2 separate regions of the Homo sapiens genome follow, and region 2 is linked to region 1. Evidence: chromatin loops called from intact Hi-C (ENCODE). Cell type or tissue: breast epithelium. All regions are shown on one strand. Links, peaks and the distances in the headings refer to the core of each region. The heading gives the core; the rest is flanking DNA. Region 1 has its middle 48 kb from the start of LINC02380. Region 2 overlaps IGFBP7-AS1 (IGFBP7 antisense RNA 1).

The links. Peaks named below come from ENCODE experiments on the same cell type or tissue, not always from the same donor. Only the 100,000 strongest peaks of a DNase experiment are listed, where the experiment ranks them.
Region 2: it touches region 1 in a loop (12-fold over the local background); 2 of 110 quality-filtered maps call a loop at or near these places.

Annotation. Positions count from the first base shown.
Region 1 is chr4:57,371,502-57,383,611 of GRCh38, forward strand. No RefSeq gene overlaps it. Among named protein-coding and RNA genes, the nearest start is that of LINC02380, 48 kb to the right of the region's middle. In breast epithelium, for the core only: no CTCF peak of the experiment used is centred there; no DNase peak of the experiment used is centred there.
Region 2 is chr4:57,158,030-57,170,139 of GRCh38, forward strand. All of the region lies in intron 1 of IGFBP7-AS1 (IGFBP7 antisense RNA 1), which reads left to right. Among named protein-coding and RNA genes, the nearest start is that of IGFBP7, 54 kb to the left of the region's middle. RefSeq lists a silencer at 5,597-5,646. In breast epithelium, for the core only: a CTCF peak has its summit at 6,106; DNase peaks (open chromatin) are centred at 5,752 and 6,152; H3K4me3 peaks cover 1,099 bases; H3K27ac peaks cover 654 bases.

The DNA.
Region 1 (12,110 bases), core at 1,468-9,467:
GTTTAGGGGATAAGACTGGTGACCAGAGGGTAGACTCCACTCTGTGGCTCCAGGCTGGACATTGCTATCCTTTGTGGAAAGAAAGGGAGGGAATCAGGCAAAGGGACTGCAAAAAATTGCTCCCATAAGTTCCTAAGAGACACCATAAATAACTAATAAATGGGGAGAAAGTCCGTGAGTTCCCTATGGCCAGCATATTGGCATCACAATAGTACATGCCCCATCGTCAAGAGAAAATGTGTCAAGAAGGCCCTTTTCAGCTTATGGCTCTCAAAGAATTGCTGAGTGGCCTGGTGCTTTTCTTGTAGCTACCAGGCAGAGAAGAGGTAGATCGGGCTGCATTTTTGCTAAAGCTGGCCATTGCGAAAGTTATTCAGACATGTGACAGTGTATTTTATCCTCAAGTCTTTATATTGAATTACAGTCTGCCACATCTTTTTCACTTTCACAGCCTCTGCTTACAGATACTAGAGGATCAAACCTTACTTTTACAAAACTGCAACTTTTCTTGACAAGCTTTTACTGTAAAGGGCAGAGACAAACCTTTTATGTTGTTGTTTTAAAAACATCTTTAATTGTTTCATTTTGGGAGAGAAAGAATAAACTATAAATAATTTTTACATGAGTGTGTGCATGGGTAATTATTTCCTTAAAAAGAGTAATAGACAACAAAGGATGCCCAGTGGGGTGCACAGCAGTGTGCTGGAAATATTGATCAGGGGACTGGAAGCTTGTTATCAGATGAGGAATTAAAAAGGGGAACCTCACAGCTCATTCATGCTCCTGGTGAGCACGTTGCATCTGTGCTCTGGGTTCTGTACTGGCTTCCCATTTGCTTGGGGATGCAATTCAAACAGTCAAGGTGGAGACTGTGATCTATGGGGTGTGCAGTGATTGGACCCTCATTTCTTAACTGTGCCCCTCTCTTTCTTTGCAAGGACCGTTGACAGCTGAAACTAGCTGAAGTCCTCCTGGGAAGAATTCTATATTGGGACTCTTCAGGCAGAGAGGTCCCAGGAGAGGGCCATCCATGGTGGAATAGCCATCCTGTTTTCCTGTGGCAGCCTGAATCTGTTGAATTTCTCTGGTTCCTGGCAGAGCTGTTGCCACTGATGTTGACTTAATGCCGGCAGATCCGGAGTGGAGGAAGAAAGTGAAGGCCACATTGACAGGGGTTGGCTTGGCTTCCTCTCTTCTCTTTTTCCCACCCGTACTCCCCTTCTCCTGTTTCCTTTCTCTGTTAATTTGCTAATTTATCCCAGGGCCACCTGTGCTGTTGCCCCAGCTGGGAACCCTGGAATCATTTTCCAGTTTTCTTTATTTCTCATGTCCAATTAGCCAGCTCAGCCTGACATTTGACCCTGGCAGCATTTTTTTCAGAAGCGACCATCCTTCTGAATGAGATCTGCCCTAGATGTACTCTGCTTGCATTAAGATAGCTTCCTATCCGATTTACTCTGCCATCAGCGTGGCCCTCTCCAATGTAATAAAAACACAGATTCCAGATAATTTTTATAAAGTGATGGTTCTCAAACTTTGCTTCATATCTGAATCACCCAGAGAGTTCTTAAAACATTTGATGTTCAGATCATGGTTAACACCAATTAAATCAGAATCCCTTGGGATTGGACCCTGGTGCCAACATTTTTAAATAACTCTCCAGATGAATCCAATGTGCAACCATGTCTGAAATCATTGTTCTAAATCACATTTCTGATCCCACTTCTCATGCTCAAAAGCCCCATGATGGCTCCCCATTGCCTGTGGAATTGAAAGCCCATACTCCTTAACTTGGAATTTCTAGCCCTTTACCATATGGCCCTAACCAATATTCTTAGTCCTATCTCTGCATCATTCTAGTTCTAGATGTAACTTATTGTCTTGGTTTCTCATGATTCCTTATATATGCTATGCCCTTTCTTGCTTCAGTGATTTTGTTCATATTTTTTCTTCTTCAAGATTGCTACACTGTCATCCATTGATTCAGATGGTATTTTTACTCTCTGTTTGCTATTTTCAGGCAACGGGCTGGGCATACAGTGGTAAGGCTCAGATTCTCTAACATCAGCTCGGTGTCCAACAATTCAATTTGATTCTGACATTAACTTCCAGAATTAGCATGGACCATACAGGTTAAGGGTTTAGGCCCTCAAGACTGTTCCTACTTTAGATGCTAGTTGCAAGTCCCAGGAACCACCTGTACTTCTGACCAATCAGCTATAAATCCAAGGATTCCCACAACTTCTCTCTCAGTTTTGATAATTCTGTAGAATGACACACAGAACTCAGGAAAATGCTTTACGTACTTTTACTGGTATATAATAAAGAATACAACTCAGGAACGGTGAAATAGAGGAGACACACAGGGCAAGGTGTAGGGGGTAGGTGGTGACACAGAGCTTTTATGCCCTCTCAGGACATAGCAACTCCTCAGATCAGCAAACCAGAGGCTCTCCAAACCCTGTGATTTAGGGGTTTCCATGGAGATTTCATTAAATAGGCTAAATCACTGGCCAGTGGTGATTGAGCTCAGTCTTCAGGTTCTCTCTTCCCTGAAACTTAGAGAGTGGGCCTGAAAGTTCTAACTCTCTAATCATGAACTGGTATTTCTAGGGACCAGCCCCCATTCTGAAGCTATCTAGGGGCCCCTACAGTGAATCATCTCAGCATACATAACACACTCATCCTTCAACAGATTCCAAGGATTTTAGGAGCTCTGTGCCAAGAACTGGAAATAAAGACAAAATTTATTGTTTATTATACTACAGTGGCAAAAGGAGATTCTGTTCTTGGCCTCTGGGCTCTTATTGATCTACTGTCATGGATGCCACTGACTGGGGCTGGTGTCACAGGCAGTCCAAGAATTTATCAAGACAGTCGTAGATAAAGAAAGGCAAATGTATTAGAGAAGGTAAGAAGATACGTTGCAAGGGTACAATGGGCAGCACAGCAGAGAAGGGGCTGTCTGCAAAGACACAGGGGCTGGTGGGAAGTTTTATAGCATTATGCTGGAGAGGCTACATGCTGAGTGAGGTATTTGGGAACAGGATGTTGCGCCAGCAGGTTGTCTGTCATTAGCCATTTCTCAGAACTGTTGTTCACCCCGACGTGGAGCTCTGTCTTATTAGGGCTCCACAGCTACCACAGATGTAAGATTGAAACTGTGATAGGTACTGTAAAGAAGAGACCTATGATTCCAGAAAGGCTCATGGTAAGGGGATCTGACCTAGTTAGAGAGGTCAGGAGTCTCTCCCAAGGAAAAGATGCTTGAGATCCTTGGGGGCTCTAATGACTGCAGAAGTCAAATAGACTCTACCTTGAGAAAAAAGGACAGAAAAGTTGTGATTGTAATCAGAAACTCTTCTGGGACAAATTATCCAGACAGAGGGAGCCTCATGAGCAATGGAGGCAGGAGAGAGGGGGCATGGTAAGGACAAAGACTGAAAAAGGGCTGGTGGCTTAACCAGATGGAGCAGAGGAGAGTGTAGTGGGCAAGATGAGCCTAGAAGGGAGATGAGGCTCATCCTTGGATTCAAGCACCTTGGTCAGGAACAATGAAAACCTATGGAAGGGCTTTCATCAGGGGAATGTGGTGCATACCACTGACTTGGGCTTTTGTTTTGCGAAGATACCTCTGGAGGCTGGTTGGAGAATAGACTAGAAAGGGCTTAGTAGTTGTGGATAAATCAGGTGGTAGTTAGCAGTTAAACCAACCAGGCCAGAGAGGTGTAACTTGAAGGCCCTGCTCTAGTGTCACCCCCTCTGTGAGGTGAGCTCAGCCAAATGGAGAGAGAGGCAAGGATGGAAGTTGGACTTGATGGTCCATACATTTTATTCCTACATTACAAATCCCCCAGATGGTGAGGTCCTCCTGGTCCCTGGAGCAAAGTGAGTGATTCATTCTATAGGCATCACAGCCTTTGTTAATTCTGCTGCCCTGCTTGACCATGATTTCATGCCTGTAAAGAAGAAATTTGTCCTGTTCATCATCAATTCATGAGCATTCAATGAATGCTCATCAAAAAGAGGAATAGTCTATGGGACTTCTGGAGCCAGATAGTTTGGATGAGACTTCTGACTCTATCACTTTCTAGCTTTGTGACCTTGGGTAAATTGCCTAGCCTCTCTGTGCCTCAGTTTATTCACCCACCTCAAAAAGTCATTGTGAGCATAGATGGAGCTCATAAAATGCACTTAACACAATGCCTGGAACATGGTAAGTTTCATATATGTGTTTTCTATTATTATTATTGCTCTTATATTTAATAGGATCACTCATGTCCTTTTGCCAGAGTCTTGTTGCTTTAGGAATGGGTTAGAAAGAAAGCACTAATACCCTTAAAGTTTCATCAGATCCCCTCTTCTATCCCATGTTCTACAGAGTGTTCATGTAGGGAGACTTACTACTACCTGGAACTTGCCCAGGGTATTAGGAGATTGTGCTGGTTAATTTATGTGTTAACTTGACTGGGCCATGGAGTGCCCAGATATTTGGTCAAACATTATGGTTGATGTGTCTGTGAGGGCATGCTTGTGAGACTAACATTTGAATAGTTAGACTGAGTAAATCAGACTCTCTCCCTAATGTGGGTGGGCCCATTCAGTCAATTAAAGGTCTGACCAGAACAGGAAGGCCTCCCCTCCCCTGAGTAAGAGGGAACTCCTCCTGCCTGCTTGCTTGAACTAGAACATTGGCCTTTTTCTGTCTTTGGATTCAAATGGAAAAATCAGTTCTTTTGGGGTCATGAGTCTGCTGGCTTTCAGACTGTAACTACAGATTGACTCTCCTGAGTCTCCAGCTTGCTGGCTGCAGATCTTCGAACTTTTCAGCCTCCATCATCCTGTGAGCCAATTTCTTATTTTAAAAGAATCTCTCTCTCTTGCTCTGTGTATTTCTCTTCCTCTCTCTCTCTCTGCTTTTCTCTCCATCTCTATATATGTATATGTATAATATGTATATATAACACATATATAGATAAAGATAGATAGTTGGAAAATATCTCTCTCTATAGGAAATTTTATATATATATATATATATATATATATATATATATATATATATATATAATCTCTTCTCTATTCTCTGTAAAACCCTGACTAATGCAGAGATGATTAGGAAAGGGTTTCCAAATAAGATTTTATTATCCCACTTGAGATCCTTAGAGAAAGCAGTCATGATCCAAACTAATGGGTAAAGACATCTAGTTAGTACTCCTTTGGCATTTACACACCTTAAAAAAATGTCAGTGTCAATGTCATGACCACAGTAAGAAAGGTCTCTGGCAGTATGATGCTGTGCTTAATTATAGGCCCCTCATTCATCACACCCACAGGCTGCTTTCTAGCAGGGGCCATCTCAGGAGCCATTTCCCCCCTTGGTTTAGATGAAGCAAACAATGTAAGAGTTAGAGGTGTTTCCCTTTCTCCTCTCATTCTAATTTTCTGCCTCCTTTTCCTGCCCTACATCTATCTTCACATGGCAGAGTCAGAACGAATACCTTATTTCTTTCTTAAGTTATTACAGCATTTAAGGAAGCTAATGAATCTTTTTTAACACAAATTACTATACCTTGTGCTTACTGGTGCAGGATGTTTCACCTTCCCTGTTTTACTGCTTTCTAGCAGAATGCTGTGGCTCTCCTTTGTCCAAAGTCAAACTGTAAATCCAGTTACTTTATAACAATATCGAATGAAATGAAAATCTCTGAAGTTTCTCCTCTCTGGCTCAACATTTGGTTGGGAAAAATGAAGTTGCCATTGTTTGAGCTGATGAAGATTAAATGGACTGCCTCTGAATTTAATTGAGTCTCTGTTTGAATAATATCCATGGTGGGTCCTACTGCAATGTTTGGTGATTAATGGTGAGAATGAACAACAGTAACATCTGGACCCAAAGCTGTTCTTGGCTTAAAAGATGTTCATTCTTTTGAGAAAAAGGATTCTCTGCATCATTGTTCAAATAATCATTAGCAGATAGATCAGCTGGGACATTTTAATTAAAATTTCAAAATGTAGGGAGCAGAAAATTTCTTCACACTCTTATTTATCCAAGTTAAAATAAAAACTCTGTCATTAAAAAGGGAAATACATTTCTATTTCCTCAAAAGAAGAGAAGGAAAGGTGAATTATGTAGTAGCATTTGTTTGCTTACAGATAAGTGTGTAAAAAGGAGAATTTGAGCATAGGATTTTTCCAATCAGTTGTTTTAATTATCATTTAAGAGAACTTTGAGGAATTGTTTAGATTTAAAATATAATTTTGCCTGGATTTCATTATACAAATTTTTATAAGCTAAATATTTTAAAATAGTAGTCATGGAAAGTATTATGAGTAATTAAGATGATATAAAAATAAAAGAACAAGAATCTTTTGGGAGATGTTATTTCTAAATGTTGACTAGCTATACTAGAATTCTTACAAAATATTTGGGTAAATAAAGGGATTCTGCATCTGTGCTTGTTATAGTAGGATTTCTATGGAGTGACTCTGTGTGGAGGGGAGACAGCTAATCAAATATATCAAGTATGTTAACAAATTACTTGGAAAAGGGTATCTTAACTGAAGTTTTATTAGTCTAATCCTCAGCTGATAACACAAGAAATAGATTGAACAGATCCAGCTGATTAGAAGAGACTTAAACCCAGGAGATGGTATATCTGTTATTATAAAGCAATAAACACAAAAAGACAAAGGAATAAAGATGTTGTCTTTATTTGATAGCAACATCCGAGTTTAGAAGTTTCATTTCACAACATAAAAAGGTACCATTGGTCAAAATGTAAATAGTCACTGGAGAAAAATAAACCAATAGATGTGAAAAACAATTGTTTTCACCCAAGTCATTATTTTTATTATTATCATTTTGGTTACCTAGCTTACTCTGTGTCAGAATGGGTATACATTACCATAATCACAAGTAACTGGATTGAGCTTAGGCCTTCACTAACATTGAAAAATAATTTGCATTATAAGGAGTCAGTGTGTCTGCCCTAATGTGTGAAATCTCCTCACCTACATGATAAATATTTGTCTTTTTGACTTTGTTCCTATTATATTGGAAAACCTATATGTTTTCTGCTCAAGGTGAAAATACTTGGTTTGCACAGAATGACAAGTTCAATGATTATCTTAGTAGAAATAATAGTTTAATAAGAGAAGAATATGTTTTTGTAGAGTATAAAAATATATGTAATTGCTTTGTAGGGTTGATATCTGTGGTCAATATATTTAGTTATTCAGCAAATAGTTTCGAGCTTCTGCTGTCTATAGGTGCTATGCTTAATGCAAAGTATAAAATATAGGTCTGGTCCTTGTTCTCAAAGAGCTTACAATCTAGTACGGGAGTTTTAAAAAATTAGAGTTCAAAGGAGAATATGGTAGGCATCGCTGTGGGTTGGCAGAGAGCCTCTACTCATCAGAGTCACACAGTGACTCAGCATGATGGAGCTTCATCATCTTGAATGCTGCTGCTTACTGAATGCTGAGGGACAAGGGTACCCAAGCATTTCTCACCACACTGACAAATGAATGTTAAGCATAGAAGTCTTTATCACTTCCGCTATCACTCAAGGTCCAGAGCAAGTCATAGGGCCTTAAGTCAAGCAGAAAGTGCAGATCTACCATGTGCAATGCTACATGGAACTGGAAATGAGTGGCAAGCAGAATTCATGATGATTCCAATAATTAATCCTCTTCTGTTGGTATACCTGGATGACCTTATTTTGTGGGATAAGATTTAATGAGAAGAATATTTAGCAGAGATAGTTTGACTTTAGATTAATGATTGCAACATATATGCAAATATGTATGCTGATGGTGTGGGTAGTGGTATTTCATATCAAATAATAAAGAGTCTCTCTCTGTAGACCTGTTATAAGAAAATATTTTTATGTCTGTTCTCAACCCACGAAGTGGGAGAAAATCTTCACAATCTATATATCTGACAAAGGACTAATATCCAGAATCTACAATGAAGTCAAACAAATCAGCAAGAATAAAACAAACAGCCCCATCAGAAAGTGGGGTAAGAACATGAATAGACAATTCTTAAAAGAAGATATACAAATGACCAACAAACCTATGAAAAAATGCTCAACATCACTAATGATCAGGGAAATGCAAATCAAACCACAATGCAATACCAACTTACTCCTGCAAGAATGGCCATAATAAAAAAATCAAAAAATGGTAGATGATGTTGGCATGGATGCAGTGATGAGGGAACACTTCTACACTGCTGGTGGGAATGTAAACTAGTATAACCACTCTGGAAAACAGTGTGGAGATGCCTTAAAGAACTAAAAGTAGAACTACCATTTGATCCAGCAATCTCACTACTGGGTATCTACCCAGAGGAAAAAAAAGGAGTCATTATACAAAAAATATACTTGCACATGCATATTTATAGTAGCACAATTGCAACTGCAAAATTGTGGAAGCAACCAAAATGCCCATCAATTAATGAGTGGATAAAGAAACTGTGATATATATATATATAATATAGTAATATTCCATCATATGTATATATGTGTGTGTGTGTGTGTGTGTGTGTGTATATATATATATGATGGAGTACTACTCAGCCATAAAAAGGAATGAATTAACAGCATTTGCAGCTACCTGGATGAGATTGAAGACTATTATCGTAAGTGAAGTAACTCAGGAATGGAAAACCAAACATTGTATGTTCCCACTGATATGTGGGAGCTAAGCTATGAGGACGCAAAGGCATAAGAAAAATACAATGGACTTTGGGGTCTTAGGGGGAAGGGTGGGAGGGGGTGAAGGATAAAAGACTACAAATATGGTGCAGCGTATACTGCTTGGGTGATGGGTGCACCAAAATCTCACAAATCACCACTAAAGAACTTACTCATGTAACCAAACACCACCTGTACCCCAATAACCTATGGAAAAAAAAGAAAATATTTTTATGTTTATTCTGTTGCTTCCCTCTGTGATTGCAAGGGGCAGCAGTAACATTTAATCCAAAGCAAAGCACTTTAGCAGAGTGACTTGCTTGTTTGATTGTTCTGACCAAGAAGGTGTCCGTTAGTGGGTATATATCCAAAAAAATTGAAATCAGTATGTCAAAGATATATCTGCACTCCCATATTCATTGCAGCATTATTCACAATAGCCAAGATGTGGAATCAACCTAAGTATCTATTAATGGATGAATAGAGAAAGACAATGTGATGTATACTATTTAGTCTTTAAAAAGCTTGGAATGAAAATGAGATACTGTCTCACACCAGTCAGAATAGCTATTACTAGAAAGTCAAAAACAACAGACGCTGGCAAAGTGGCGGGGAAAAGGGAACACATATATTGTTGGTGGGAATATAAATTTGTTCAGCTACTGTGGAAAGCAGTTTGGAAATTTCTCAAAGAACTGAAAACATAACTACCATTTGACCTAGCATTCCCATTACTGAATATATATCCCAAAGAAAATAAACCATTCTGCTAGAAAGACACGTGCACTCATATGAACATCACGGCACTATTCACAATAGCAAAATCTTGCAACTAACTTAGGTGCCCATCACTGGTGGATGGGATAAAGAAAATGTGGTACATATATATCATGGAATACTATGCAGCCATAGAAAAGAATGAAACCATGTCCCTTGTAGAAACATGGATGTAGCTGGAGGCCATTATCCTAAGTGAATTAATGCAGGAAGAGAAAACCAAATACTGCATATTGTCACGTGGACATAAAGATAGCAACAATAGACACTGGGGACTACTAGAAGAGGGGGAGAGGGAAGAGGGTAAGGGTTGAAAAACTAACTATTGGGTATTCTACTCAGTATTTTGGTGATGGGATCAATCATATTCCAAACCTCAGCATCACAGAATACACCCAGGTAATGCACATGTAGTCCCTGAATCTAAAATAAAAGTTAACACTATTCAGCCTTAAAAAAGAAAGAAATCCTATAATTTGTAACAACATGGGTGAATCTAGAAGACATTATGCCAAGTGAAATAAGTCAGTTACAGCAGGACAAATACTGCATGATCTCACTTATGTGTGGACTCTAAAAATGTTGAACTCATAGGAGCAGAGAGTAGAAGGGTGATTGTTGGGGGTGGTGATGGGGACAACGGGGGTAAAGAAAATTATTCAAAGGGTATGAAGGTTCAGTTAGACAGGATCAATCAGTTCTGATGATCTCTTCAACATCCTGGTGATTATAGTTAATAATAATGTTTGCGTACTTGAAAATTGCTAAGAGACCTTAAATGTTCTCACCACACACACAAAAAAGTATGTGAAGTGATGGATATATCAATTCACTTGATTTAATTATTTTATACTGTCTGGATATATCAAAACTCATTGTACACTATTAATATATACACCTTTTATTTGTCAATTATACCCGAAGAAAGCTGGGGGAGAAAGTGTTAAGCTCTTATTTTCTATGGGAACAGAAGGTTAAGTAAGATCACAAGGAGATTTCCAGTTTTCTGTGCTTTTTGGCTTTTCATAATATCTGATAGTGTTGGCCCCTTTTATTCTTCTAATCAGTTGTTTTTCTTGGCTCTTCTTGATTGCTCCAGCATATGAATGTTAGAATCATTTTTTTGCCTTGTGGCTGATGATAATGTATATTGTCACATGTATAGAAAATGGAAGTAAGCAATAACAAGCATAACAAAATAACACAAATAAAAGAGTTAAATGGGAAACAAGAGTTAACTATGTCCAAATCAATTCTGAAAATTGAGAGTAGTAGAATAGGTTGATTATATTTATAATCACTACTTTTAGTCTAGAGATATTTATCATCACTACTCTTAGTCTAGAGATTTTTATACTTATGGAACTCATTTCAGAAAGGGATGATCCTGTTGGGAACTATAAATAAAATGTGTTGGCAAACTTTGTGAAAGTTATATTTGTAAGTGGCTTCTGAGACAGATGAGAATATAGTCCGCTTTGAAAGATAACCTATGGGAGGACAAGCGAGACCTTATAGGACATTATTGATTCCTAAATTCTCCAAAGTCTCACCATGACAGAGAGAATAGGCTTTATTAGCATCATTTGAAATGTTTGTGGTAAGGAGCTTTGCTCTGTAACAGTGGAGGGGCTTTGACTACTCAAAACCCCACTTTTAATGAAGAATGCAAATTGCCAGGGAAATACCTTGTCCCAAAGACCAGATGAATATTCTAAAATATGGGAAAAGATTGAGATGAGATTGATTACAGAAAGAGGGTTAAAGGAGAGAGCATTTATTAAGGACTCCAGGCCAGATTTTTTTTACTTATGTTATCTCATTCCATCCTCTCAATAAAACTTTGAGGAAGGTTTATTGCCCCCAATTTATAGGTGAGGAAATTCAGATTGAGAAAGCCTCGCCAACTAGCTTTGAACTAGGATTTGCACTCTGAATCACTCGGTTAAGGGAGGGAAATAGATGGAATAATGGAGAAATGGAACCAAGAAGATATTAGCCAGTGCTGATATTTTAATCTACTTTTCCATTCTTCCCCATGGCCTTTCAAAGCTTTTTATTTTTGACATTTGTGCTCCAAATCTATAGATGTATAATAATTTTGATCTGAGGAAAAAACATGAGTTGGGCTCTAGAGTTATTCTATTTTCTAATAATCCTAAGGGCAAATTCAGATTTGCTTAGTCTTCTGTAAAATGCTTTTTAGGTGCTCTGTTACTTTGCAAAATCATTTGTCTTATCTCAAATTTTAAATCAAATTTAATATTTTGAATACCTATGATTCGTTATGTTTATATATTTTTGAACCATTTGAAGTTTAGAAGAAAAGGTTTTCTTCTAAACATGCGAGGTGTTTTCAGCATAGTTACCTCAATCACGGGACTCATATTTACTTTTCTGTGACAGGTGGGCCCTTTCAAGCCATCTTGATGATACAGAGATGTCCAGGGGCTGGTTGGATTGTCCAAGATTAAGATTTCTTTGGAATATCAGAAATGAAAATTGCTAGTGGTTTCTGGTCAAGGACAGAGTAAACAGCTCACACTAAAATCAAGCTACATTGTCTTAGAGTGTATTGGAAGCCATACATAAGAGTAATTAAAGCTGCTTTTTCTTAGGAAGTGCCAACAGTGA
Region 2 (12,110 bases), core at 2,456-10,455, 210 kb before region 1:
GAGAACACGGCAGATTTCTAAATGCCAATAGCATTTAGAAGCTGCTCTTAAAGAAAATTTGAAGGTGAGCAGGCGGTGGGCAGAGGATCTGAAGCAGCTGCAAGGGCCTCACATGAGTTTGGAAATGTCTTCCTAATGTGATGGATCCTGGCATCATTCCACGCAGACGCCAGGTAGGTGTCCCTGTCCACAGCTCTCTGAGCTCCTGGGATAATTTCAAAACAGCAGAGAGTGAGGGCATGTGCATCATTTGAGCACATCATAGAGGGCACCACTGATTCGCTGCACTGGAAGTTTGTTTGCTCTATGTGAAATCTCTTATGTCTGGCCTAGAAGCCTGCATCAAGGAACTGGGAAACACCACCGGCTCCCTCTGTGAGTGGCAACCATGAAATCCACCCTCCAGTGGCCTCTTGTGGACTGTGGACTAACTTCCTTCAGGGGTCCCAGGAAGTCCTAGGGAAGTGGAAACTCCCTTCCATATCCCACTTCAAGACTCAGCCATTGTGCAGAAGAGGCCAATAGCAAGACCCCAATTTAGTTCCATGCCTGAGGAGTTCAGCCTAAAATCCTGAAGTTGCACAGGGTTTTACTGTCTTATTCCATTCTCTCAACAATGCTGTTTCATTCGCGAGGACAATGGCACTTGGAGAGATTGAGTGACTTCCTCAGGTCTCACCAATTGTAAGGAGCAGGGTAGGTCCTGAATTCTGGCCTCTTCTGGATCCACAGGGTTCTGGTGCATGGTTATCCTGGTTCTGATTTTTCTCAAATCAGAGAAGACAAGGGGACAAAGACATTTAATCCCACGGAACCTCATGTCAGTCTCACTAAGTAACCAGGGCTTCAGAGGATGCCACTAGTCCTTGCTTGCAAGTAGTCAGGCATTATGCTGCTGCCTGCTAGACTGTGTTGGCCACTAGCCACACTTGGCTACTGAGCCCTTGAAATGTGGCCAGTCTAAACTGAGATGTGTGTGTGAACTTCAAAGGCTTTAAAAAAGAAGGTAAGGCTGGGTGCAGTGGCTCACACCTGTAATCCCAACAATTTAGGAAGCCAAGGAGGGAGGATTGCTTGAGCCCAGACATTTAAGACCAGGCTGGGCAACATAGTAGGACCCTGTCTTTACATTAAAAAAAAAAAAGAAAAGAAAGGAAAAAAGGAGGTAGATACCTCATTAATAATTTTGTATTGACTATATGTTGAAATAATATTTTTGATATGTTGGGTGAAATACTTACATTTAAAAACTATAATTTATATTTATAATAATGTAAAATATAATAAAAATTTATTTTACCTACCTTCTTAATTTTAACAATTGTGCCTACTAGAAAATATAAAATACCCATGTGGTTTGCATTACATTTCTATTGGATTACTCTAGATTCATCTGCATCCCTAAATGTCTTTAGTCTATTTTTAGCTTCTGCTTCTTCACTCTATATCACTGTTACTGGTAGCGAGCGACTGGGTAGGTCATCTGCTTTAGACTTTGAAATTTAAGAGGCAGTTCACAGAATGACGGCTATTTCACACTCAGGTGAGCATGGTCATAATTGGGTGCTCATAGGGGACTTGGCGGTTTAATGTCAATGAAGAAGCCTCCTAGGGGTGATGCCTCATTCATTCAACAAATATTTATGTTAACAGCTTCTTTATGATGGATGATTATGCTAGGTTCTGGGACTATGTCTGGGAGCAAGAAATAGTCACAGGCATTGGGGAGCTTATCATCTGGCAGGGGCAGTAGACATTGTGATGGTTAATTTTGTGTGTCCACTTGACTGGCTACAGGGTGCCTAGGCATTTGGTCAAACATTTTTCTGGGTGTGTCTGTGAGGGTGATTTTGGATGAGATTAAAATTTGAATTGATAGACTGAGCAAAGCAGACTCTCCTCCCTAAACGTGTGTGGTGCTTGTCCAATTGGTTGAAGGCCTGAAGACAACAAAAAAACTGACTAAGAGGGAACTTCCTTGGCCTGACTGCTTGAGTTGCAACATCAATCTTCTACCCTTGGGCTGTGACTTACACCATTGGCTCTCCTGGTTCTCAGGCCTTTGGATTCAGACTGGAATCACTCCAGCAGCTCTCCTAGGTCTTTAGCATGGCAACTGCAAATCTTGAGATTTCTCAGCCTCTATAGTTATTGATATGATTTGGCTCTGTGTCCCCATCCAAATCTCATCTCAAATCATAATCCCCACATGTCAAGGGAGGGATGTGATTAGACATGGGGGCGGTTCCCCCATGCTGTTCTTGTGATAGTGAGTGAGTTCTCATGAGATCTGATGGTTTTATAAGTGTCTGGCATTTCCCCTGCTGAAACTTCTCTCTTCTGCCGCCATGTGAAGAAGGTCCTTGCTTCCCCTTCCACCATGATTGTAAGATTCCTAAGGCCTCCCAGCCGCGTGGAACTGTGAGTCAATTAAACCTCTTTCCTTTATAAATTACCCAGTCTCAGGTATTTCCTTATCGTGGTATGAGAACGGATTAATACAGTTGTGTAAGCCAGCTCCTTATAATAAATCTCTCTCCCTCTCTCTGCCTCTCATCTATGTATGTATGTATCTGTCATCTATCTCCTATAAGTTGTTTCTTTTGAGAACTCTGACTAACATAGACATTAAATAAACAATTTGTATACTGAATAATTATATAACTACTGCTTGGGGGTGTGGTTGTGTTGTGTGGTGAGGGGGTGTAGAAATGTCTAGGGGTTGATCAACCCTAACACCTTCCAGATGACCCTAGGTTCTGGCCTTTCCCCAAAGAGTCCTGGTCTACTCAGTCATCTCCCACAATTTGGCCATCTTCTTGGGTCCTCAGGACAATAAATGACCCAGCCAGATCTCTACCCTAAGTCTGACTTAGGATGGAAAAATGTCTCCTTATGCCTTTATCAGTCTTGACTTCAGGTCAGGGAGGCCAGAAAAATGAAATCTGCTCTATTTTGAAAGTTTCCTTCATTTCCTTTTTATGATTTAAATTTATTTTTATAAAGTGAATTGATGAAAACAAACACCTTTAACACCTCTACCCCTCGGTATTCTACAGATTTCCTGTAGTTTTGACAGTGAAACAAAAAACGTCATAATTCTTCACATACTTCAATACTATTCTTGCAGTTCTAGTCTTGCATTACTGGTGGAGAGTCTGGGGGTTGGAGATGGGGGTTACATTGTAAGGGAAAGCACATAGTTTGGATGTGGTGAGAGTATAATGAGATTAGCGTGCATGTCCAGCTGTCTATCCACTGTCTATCTAACCATGGGTAAGTTATTCAAAGTTACCTCACTACAGCTTCCTTGTTTAGCCAGTGGGGCTCATACCACATACCTGGTGGGTTTCTGGAAGAATTAGAGATAAAGTGTAGAAAGCACCTAGCACCACTCTGGCATATAATGGATACCCAGTAAGTGGTCTCTATTGATATTTTTCCTTGTTCCTTGGCCCTAGACTGGTCAGGTTGTCAGAGGAACAGAATTTGACCACTTAATTAGAACAATGTTTCAGTAATATATGACTGCATAACATACAATTCCAAACTTCGGATCGTAACATATTATTATGCACATAAATCCTATGGGTCAGAAATTTGGGCAGTGCATGCAGGGGTGACTGTCTGTGCTCCACCATGTCTGGGTTCTCAGTAGGAAGGCTTGAATGGTTGAGGCCTGGAATCATCTAGAGGCTTCTTCACATACATCTAGCTGGGATGACTCAAAGGCTGGGATCAGTTGGGACCACTGAACAAAGCACCTGTACCCAGCCTCACCACATGGCTTGGGAATCTTACAACAGTGCAACTGAGCTGTGAGAGGGGGAGTCTTGAAAAGGGGTGTCTGAAAGTGAGCATTCTAAAGGAGCAAGGCAGAGGTTGCAAGGTTTCTTTGATCTTGCCTTGGAAGCCACACAGTGTCATGTATTCTGCTTCTCTTGTGACAGGTGAATTACCAAAGTTAGCGTAGATTCAAGCTGAGAGCAACTAGATTCTAGCAGCAAGGCCACATTGCAGAAGAGCATGTAGGATGGAAGATATTATTAAGGGCATCTTTGAAAAATGGCATCAGCTACAAAGAACAACCTACATTAGACTCCTTTAGACTTGTTTGTTGGGCTTCTCAAAAGGAAACAGTGGAGCCCAGGAGTTTGAGATCAGCCTGAGCAGCATAGTGAGACCCCCATCTCAATTATATATAAAAAAAGGAACAGGGCACTGTGCAGTTCCCTTCTCAAAGGGAACAATCACATTGCTTATGTCAATGTATCTTCAGAGAACAAGTTTCAGCAACATTGTTGAAATTTGCCTGAGGTAACACTGTAAGTTGATAGTGAATTAGACCCTGAAATTTCAGATATTGACTATATTCAAAATTACAGTGTATTTTTAAAAAAATAACAGCTTTATTGAGTTATAATTTGTATACCATGTAATTTTTTCATTTAAAGTGTACATTTCAGTGGTTTTAATATATTCACAGAGATGTGCAACCTTCATCACAAGCAATTTTAGAACATTGTCATTACCTCACCTAGAAATGAAATATCTAGTGTAACAAACAGCTGTGTTTCAGCCAATCACAAGCAACTAATAGGATTCAGCCAATCTCAGCAGCCAACTCATCACACCATGTCCAAATAAGGCAGATGCCTACCTGTAGCCAATCAGGTGATTTCTCTGCTTTGCTTGCCTGTTCAGCCTTTAAAATCTCTCTGCCCACACTACTGGGCAGGGCTCTCTGAACCTCTTCTGGTTTGGAGTGCTGCCCAATTCATGAATGGTTCTTTGCTCAAATAAACTGTTAATTTGTCTAAAAGTTTTTTGCTAACAGCAATACTGGAAGAATTGTACTCACTGCAAAAATGTCTAGCATATGTTTTGTTTAGCTTCTAAAAATAAGATTGACATTTTATTTCAACTTATCAACAAATACAACTCCAAAACACAAATACCCTAATCATTTTCTAGTAGCTGTTCTCCAAGGACAGAGGTGAGCTTTTAATGAAACTGATTTAATTCTTCACAACATCCCTGGGGGTGGTATGGGAGAAGCCTTAAAAAAAGTCAGGTTTTATTGAAAACACTACCTGGAAAAATAGAATTGAGATACACTAATAGTCCTCTCAACACCAAAAAATCCTAGATGTGGGAGATCTTGCTTAGTCAACCCTAACTTGGAACAAGAGTTTGCATTTGATCACATCCAGTGATGACATATAATTTTATCCTTCTCCAAGCTCTTTTCAAGGATCATTGTATCTGATCCTCAAAACATTCCTGGAGGCCCACTTTACTGTGATATTACAGATGAGGAAACAACCCAAAGGAGCTGACATATTTAAGACCCAAAGTGACTTTGACCCAAAGCCTGCCACCCACACCATTCCAGACCCCAAAGACTAGTCTGCTTTTTATTTTCACACTTATTGGAGACTTTCTTTCATTTGCCCATGGTAGTGTTTCTCTTTCTAGAAGCTTCTTTATTGTTTTAAGATGAAAAAATTCATGACCAATTTCCAGAACCTCAAAACACAAAGCAACTGCTTATTTTCCTGAGCTGCTGCGTGAGTCAGTGATTCCCAGTGTTGCTGTGCCTGAAAACCCACCACTAATGTCAGCGCCTTGTGCTGTTGAGTTGCACGCGGCGCCCCTGCAGTCCAGGGCTGGGGCTAGCCCGGCGAGCGCGCGGCAGGCAGAGCATTCCCGGACGAGTCCGGTAGATGGTAGCATTGTGCAGCCGATGCGTCCTCTCCCAGCTTGCGTCTCATTTTTCCCTCTCCCCCTTTCCTGGGCTCAGCGGTGAGGCTCAGGTACCGGCGCCGCCCTGATGCCTACTATGCCGCGCCATCTCCAGATGGTCCGCACCTGGCGGGTCACGACGAGTCTCAATCCACAGCATGGGGCTGACTCGGACTCAGGAGTTTTTGTGGCTCCAGGCGTAACCGTTGCTTTGGATAAAATTGGTCCAGTTCACTTGACCAAGGAGAAGTGCAGAGGAGGATAAACGTCCCCATCCCAGTGGTGTCCTCTCCCGACTCCTTTCGTGTAGTGAGCTTTATTTTTAGAGACTCCCGCGCCTGCCAGCCGCTCATGCTCGGGTTCCCCAAGCGGAGGGGCTCCGCGTGCAGTGTGATGCCCACTGTCGCCGGCAGAGGGCACCGTCGTCACACACTGCGCAGGAGCCGGCGCGGGAAGGCGGCGGGGCTGTCCTTCCCGGTCAGCGTCCTACGCGTGACCTTGGGACCCGCAAATGTCTGCGCCGGAGGCATTGCCTCTTCCCGACTATGGGGGATACTGCACGGGGCTCCCGATGGCCTCTTCCACGCCTGGCCCTTCACTTCTTGAAGCTCACCCTTTTCTTATTTGATCTTTCTAGAACTGGCGCTCTCTCCCTTCAAATTCTGTCCCACCTTGGCTAGGTTCTGGTTCTGAGACTTCTGTCTCCCTGGCTGTTACTTTCCGTTTTTCAGGAATTTTCTTCCTTTGCCAATCCTTTAAACGTCCCTGATCCCAGGATTATTTGTTCTTCTAAGACTCACTCTGCGCACCCTCGCAAACCCACCGCCACCCTCTTCACTGCCTTGTCTTGACGACAACCACATTTTAATCTCCAGTCTAAGTTTATCTTTTGAGCTACAGACCCATTTCTTCATTTTGCCAGGCCAATAGGGACTGCTTGGAAATAATGCTTAGAAAGCAGCCAGTCTAAGAGCTGCTATTTCATTGAGGATGGTAGTCAAGGTTGTCTTCTGTCTAGAAATGCTTTGAATAACAAGTGCTTTGCTTTCAGCCAGCTGGTGTTTCTCTCTGAAGCCTTCTTCAAGGTAAAAAAAAAAAAAAAGAAAGTTTTTAGTGCTTACCTAGAGATGCAGTCACCAAACTTAACCTTCCCCCCCATTCCCCTCTTCTGCTGAGGAAACCATGCCAGGCCACAGGACCAAAACCTCCTTTGCTAGCTCCCTCTGTTTAGACCTGGACAGGATACCTACCTTAAGGCGACAAAAATGCGTGGGAATGGGCCAATCAGAGTCTTTTGAGATTTTGGGACTGGAATGTTGAAAAGAATGGTCTGGTGAAAATATGGAGAGCTCTGTAGCTTCTCTGTAGCGAAGAATCTGTAGACAAAGGGGTGTGTAAAAGATGAGTTGCCTGAGGGAGCAGGCTGAGGTAGGAGGAGGACAGAGCAGACAGAGGTAGTGGAGAGGGCCAGAGTGCCCCAGAAAGCTCTGTTTCGTTCCTCAAGAAACTCAACAGTCTCTTAATTTTGGAAGGTTTTTCTTTTTAAACTTTTTAAATTATTATTATTATTTTTTTTTTTTAGAGACAGCCTTGCTATGTTGTCCAGGCTGGTCTCGAACTCCTGACTTCAAGTGATCCTTCCACCTCGGCCTCCCAAAGCACTGGGATTGCAGGTGTGAACCACTGTGCTTGGCCTATGAAGGTTTTTCTATATTCTGTCCATAGCCCCTTCATCTTGAGCCAGTGCAGAACTGTAGCTAATTCATGAAGAAGCAGAGGACATGAAAAGGAAGGAAAGGGAAGACGGGCTGCTGACAGAATCAGCAAGGTTTAGCAGGCAGCTCCACTGGGCTGGCAGAGTTGGGAGGTTAGTGGCTGTTGTGGTGGTCGGGGAAGCAGAGAGGTTAAATTCCACATTCCCATGAACTTACCACTCCCCTTCCTGAAAATCCCCACATCCCACCTATTGCTGGATCTTAGCAGGTTGGTCAGCCATGACTCCAAAAGTCAAATGCATTTGCAAGTGTCACTAGACTTGTGGAGTGGGATAATACCAAAAGACAAACCCTGTCAAGTATTTATGGAATGCTTATTTTATAAGCATTTAAGGAAAGGGCTGAGGTGAGAAATAAAACTGAGTAAGATAAGATGCCTACCTTCAAGGAGATCCTCAGGGAACACAGGCACTTGAACATAGCACGGGCACTAACATAGAATTAAGTTCAAAATGCCACATGAATACATACAGGAGAAGGGAAAATTAACTCCGCCTTTGATGAGGGTGGGAAGGAGCCAGGGAGAACTTCAAAAGGGGAGGTGACTTTTGAGCTGGACCTTGAAGGATGAGTAGGAGTTTGTCAGACAGAGAAGAGAGATTTGCATTCTAGGGAAAGAGAGCAAAGTGTCAAAAGAATACAAGTGCATGGTGTATAGGAAGACTTTTAGTACTGTGGAGTATCTTTGTTGTATGCATATGGGGTTGGGGTTGGGGTTGGGGGTGTCAGTGGCAGCAGATGACAGGGAAAAAGGAGGCAAGGGCCAGAATGTGAAGGACCTTGAATGTCAAGATTAGGAGCTTGGACTTGATCCTGAGGACACTGTGAAGCCACAGAAGCTTTTAATCAGGGAGTCTTATATTAGCTGCCTTTGGAAGGACAACCGCAGACTGAATAGAGGATGCCTGGAAAGAGGAGAGAGCAGAGGAGGTCAGTCACATCGCCTGAACTCAGCTGCAGCTGATAAACTTTCTAGCAATATCCTGGGGCTTAGAGAAGAACAGGCAGGCTGTACATTTTAACTGATTGAAGCATTGTCCTCAAGGAGGGCTGATGAATCCGTGCATGCTCACCATTAGCACGGAGGGTCATGGTTCTACTACTGAGCCACAGGGTGCTGCATTCATTCATTAATTCATCCAGCAAACATTCATTAAATGTCTCCAAGGGCCCAGTTTAGTCTGTCCTCTTCAGCCTCAGGGATTGGTTCCACCATACCGAGGGTACCAAATCCACAAATGCTCAAGTCCCTTACATAAAATGGCATAGAACAGTTGGCCATTTGGTAGATTCACCAACCAAGAATGGAAAATATGTACGTACAGCTGGCCTTCGGTGTCACTGGGTCTTTATCAGCAGCTGGTTGAATCCATGCATGCAAAACCGGTAGATACAGAGGGCCAACTGTACAGCTTTGGTGCTAAGGATAACATGGGCAGGAAGTAGGCATGGCCCCTGCTATCATAGAGTCTGTTGTTGAGGGAGAGAGACAGCTATTAATCAGATGATTTCATGACCTAGTGCATAAATTTCCCATTTGGAAGGAAAAGAATATAGTTCGGTGAAAGTGTATAACAAAGAACTCCCCCTGGCCTCAGCTTTGGCTAAGATGCAGAGCACTACTGGGAATTTACCAGGTGAGAGCAGGGGGTTGCAGGAGAAGGAGCAGAATGTGCAAAGGCCCCGTGGCCTGAAAGAACATGGTATGGTTGAGGAACTGGAAGACTGTGTGATAGGGCATCAAAAGAAGACTGAGATGAGCTAGTGAGAGAGACAGGAGCCAAGCCATTGGATCTTTTCCTGTCCAGGTCAAGCTTTAGATAAAGTATTTGTTTAGAAGAATAGGTCAGTTAAATCTGAATGATGCAAAGCTGAGAGGACAAGTGGAACATTTGAATTGCAGAATCAAGATTTAAGACAATCTTGCAGGTCTAAATTAAAAGTGATGGAATTAAACAAATGTAAAGTTCTACATTTATGTTAAAAGTTTTAATTGACTTGCAAAGCTTTGTGTATAAGGATGCTTATCACTGCATATTTATAGCAGTGAAAACATGGGAAAGAAGAAATATGCAACTGTAGGAAAATGATTAAATATGCGATGTGTTAAAAAAAAATGAGAACATTAGCACTGAAGGTTACTTGGGTTCAAATGCTAGCTTCTTTTACTAGCCGTAGGTCATTGGACAAGTTACGTAAACTTTTTGTGCCTCAGTTTTCTTATCTAGCATATGGGGTTAATAATACTGCCTCACATAGTAGATACTAAATAACCGCTACATCAGTTTTAGCTATTGTCATTACCTAGTAGTATTATGTTTACAAATATGTTTAATGTCATTAGAAAATGCTTGATAGATAATATTAAGTGGGGAAAAACATATAGCATTATGCAGTTTAATACCATTTTGTTGCAAATTGTGTGTATTTGTATTTTTGTGTTGCTTATGTCTTTTGCTTCAACTTGGGGTGTAAGAAATGATCACATGTGGCCAGGCGCGGCAGCTCACGCCTGTAACCCCAGCACTTTGGGAGAGCGAGGCAGGTGGATCATGAGGTCAAGAGATGGAGGCCATTCTTGCCAACATGGTGAAACGCTGTCTCTACTAAAGATACAAAAAATTAGCTGGGAATGGTGGCATGCACCTGTAGTCCCAGCTACTCGGGAGGCTGAGGCAGAAAAATCACTTGAACCTGGCAGGCGGAGCTTGCAGTGAGCCGAGATTGCGCCACTGCACTCCAGCCTGGTGACAGAGTGAGACGCCGTCTCAAAAAAAAAAAAAAAAAAAATGAAATGGTCACATGTCTCCACTGAACTGAGTCATTGATCTCCTCTTCCCAGCACCATGAGAACCATCCCCTGACCAGCTGTGACAGCGCAGACAGGAATGGCCCAAGGCTGGGTAGCCAACAGCTTTCACCAGTCTGCAGGATGGTAGCATGCATAGATTTATCAGCATTAACATGCTCGTTTCTCTTTCCCAGTGTTTTCCTTTCTGTGATACATTTAAGGTTCCACAGTCCCAGTTTATTCAGGCTAAAGGATCAGTGATACTCCCAAATCCCTTGTAGAGACAGCACTGGAAAATATGATGGGTCCACCGTGGGCTGCATTTGCTGTTCCCTAACACCAGTGCCTGCTAAAAGCAGCTGTCCACACAGCCTTGAGCTATCACTGTCTGTGCTGTCACAGCTGGTCAGGGGATAGTTCCTACGGAGCTGGGAAGAGACCTCTTCTCACTGTCTTATGCCAGCACGGCTCTGGGTTCTCAATGTTTCAGCCTCTTAGTTTGTCCTCATATATACGATTCTCAAACCATGCCCATGGGGCTGCAGTGGCTGCTGCGGTAGAAGGTTCCAGCCTTGGCAATGTGCTATACCTACAACACCTCCCCACTAACACCAACAATTTAGTAATCCAGGCTCCTGCAGAGGACCCACTGAGCTTATCAGAGATGTTTGGAAACGAGTGAACCTAAGGAGAAGTAGTTGGGAGTCTTGATTTGTTTTCTCCTAGGAGGCTTCTAGCCCCCCTCTCAAATGGGCTCAACTATTTAGTACTTCCCAGTGACATTTGGCCTTGGTATCCTGGGGAACAAATGGGGAGCTGAGAAAAAACATTGCCTGTGACTAACATTCCTGCCTTTGGTCGATGAGCGCCTCTGCCTTAAATTTGCAAAGCTAAAAGAAACTGCCTGGGTGATTGTTTCCAGAACAAAAAAATGTGTCCCAGGATGACTTGTTAGACATGGAAGTGGCTGGCAACTTTTAACTTGCAGATTTTCTTGCTAAAAGTTTAAAATTCTGTCTCATTGGGGATACTGCTACATATTCATGAAAAAGAAATTGACTATTAAGAACTACACCACAATATTAGCCATGCCTACCTTTGAGTGGTGGGATTCCAATGGACTGTTTTATTTTTTATTTTGTTTTGTTGTTCAGATTTCTGACAACAAATATGTATTACTTTCACAATTAGAACTATAGATCCTGCCAATAAGTTTACTTAGATCCGTCCTATTTGTTTCAAATGACAACCCCATCCCTGGCAGGCAGATTTGGCTCTCCCTTGGTACCAGTGAGAGGCCACTGGGTCTGTAATACAGGAGTTCTGTATAGCCACAGAGAAGGAGGTTTGCAGTTAACCTCCATTCTGGGCTCTAACTCTCTCTGAGTTCTAAGTCCTCCAACAAGGCTGCCATTCACAGCCACCCCTTCCCAAAGGCTGCCATTGGGAAGTGTGTGTAGGGTCCCCAAGTCCACCCTCAGGTTTGATGATTCACTAGAAGGAGTCAGAGAACGCAGAAAAGCTGTTATACTCCCAGTTATGGTTTATAGAGCAAAAGATACAGATTAAAATCAACAAAGAAAAAAGATATACAGAGTAGAGTCAAGGAGAAATTAGACAGAAGCTTCCAGATGTTGTCACCCAGTGGGGTCACATGGATACCACTTAATCCCCCCAGCACTGATGTGTGGCAACATGCATAAAGTATTGCCAATTTGAGTCTTGGTGTTCAGGGTTTCTATGAGGGGTAAGTGACATAGGAAAAGAACACTTATGTGGCTGACCTTAGCTGCTGAGGC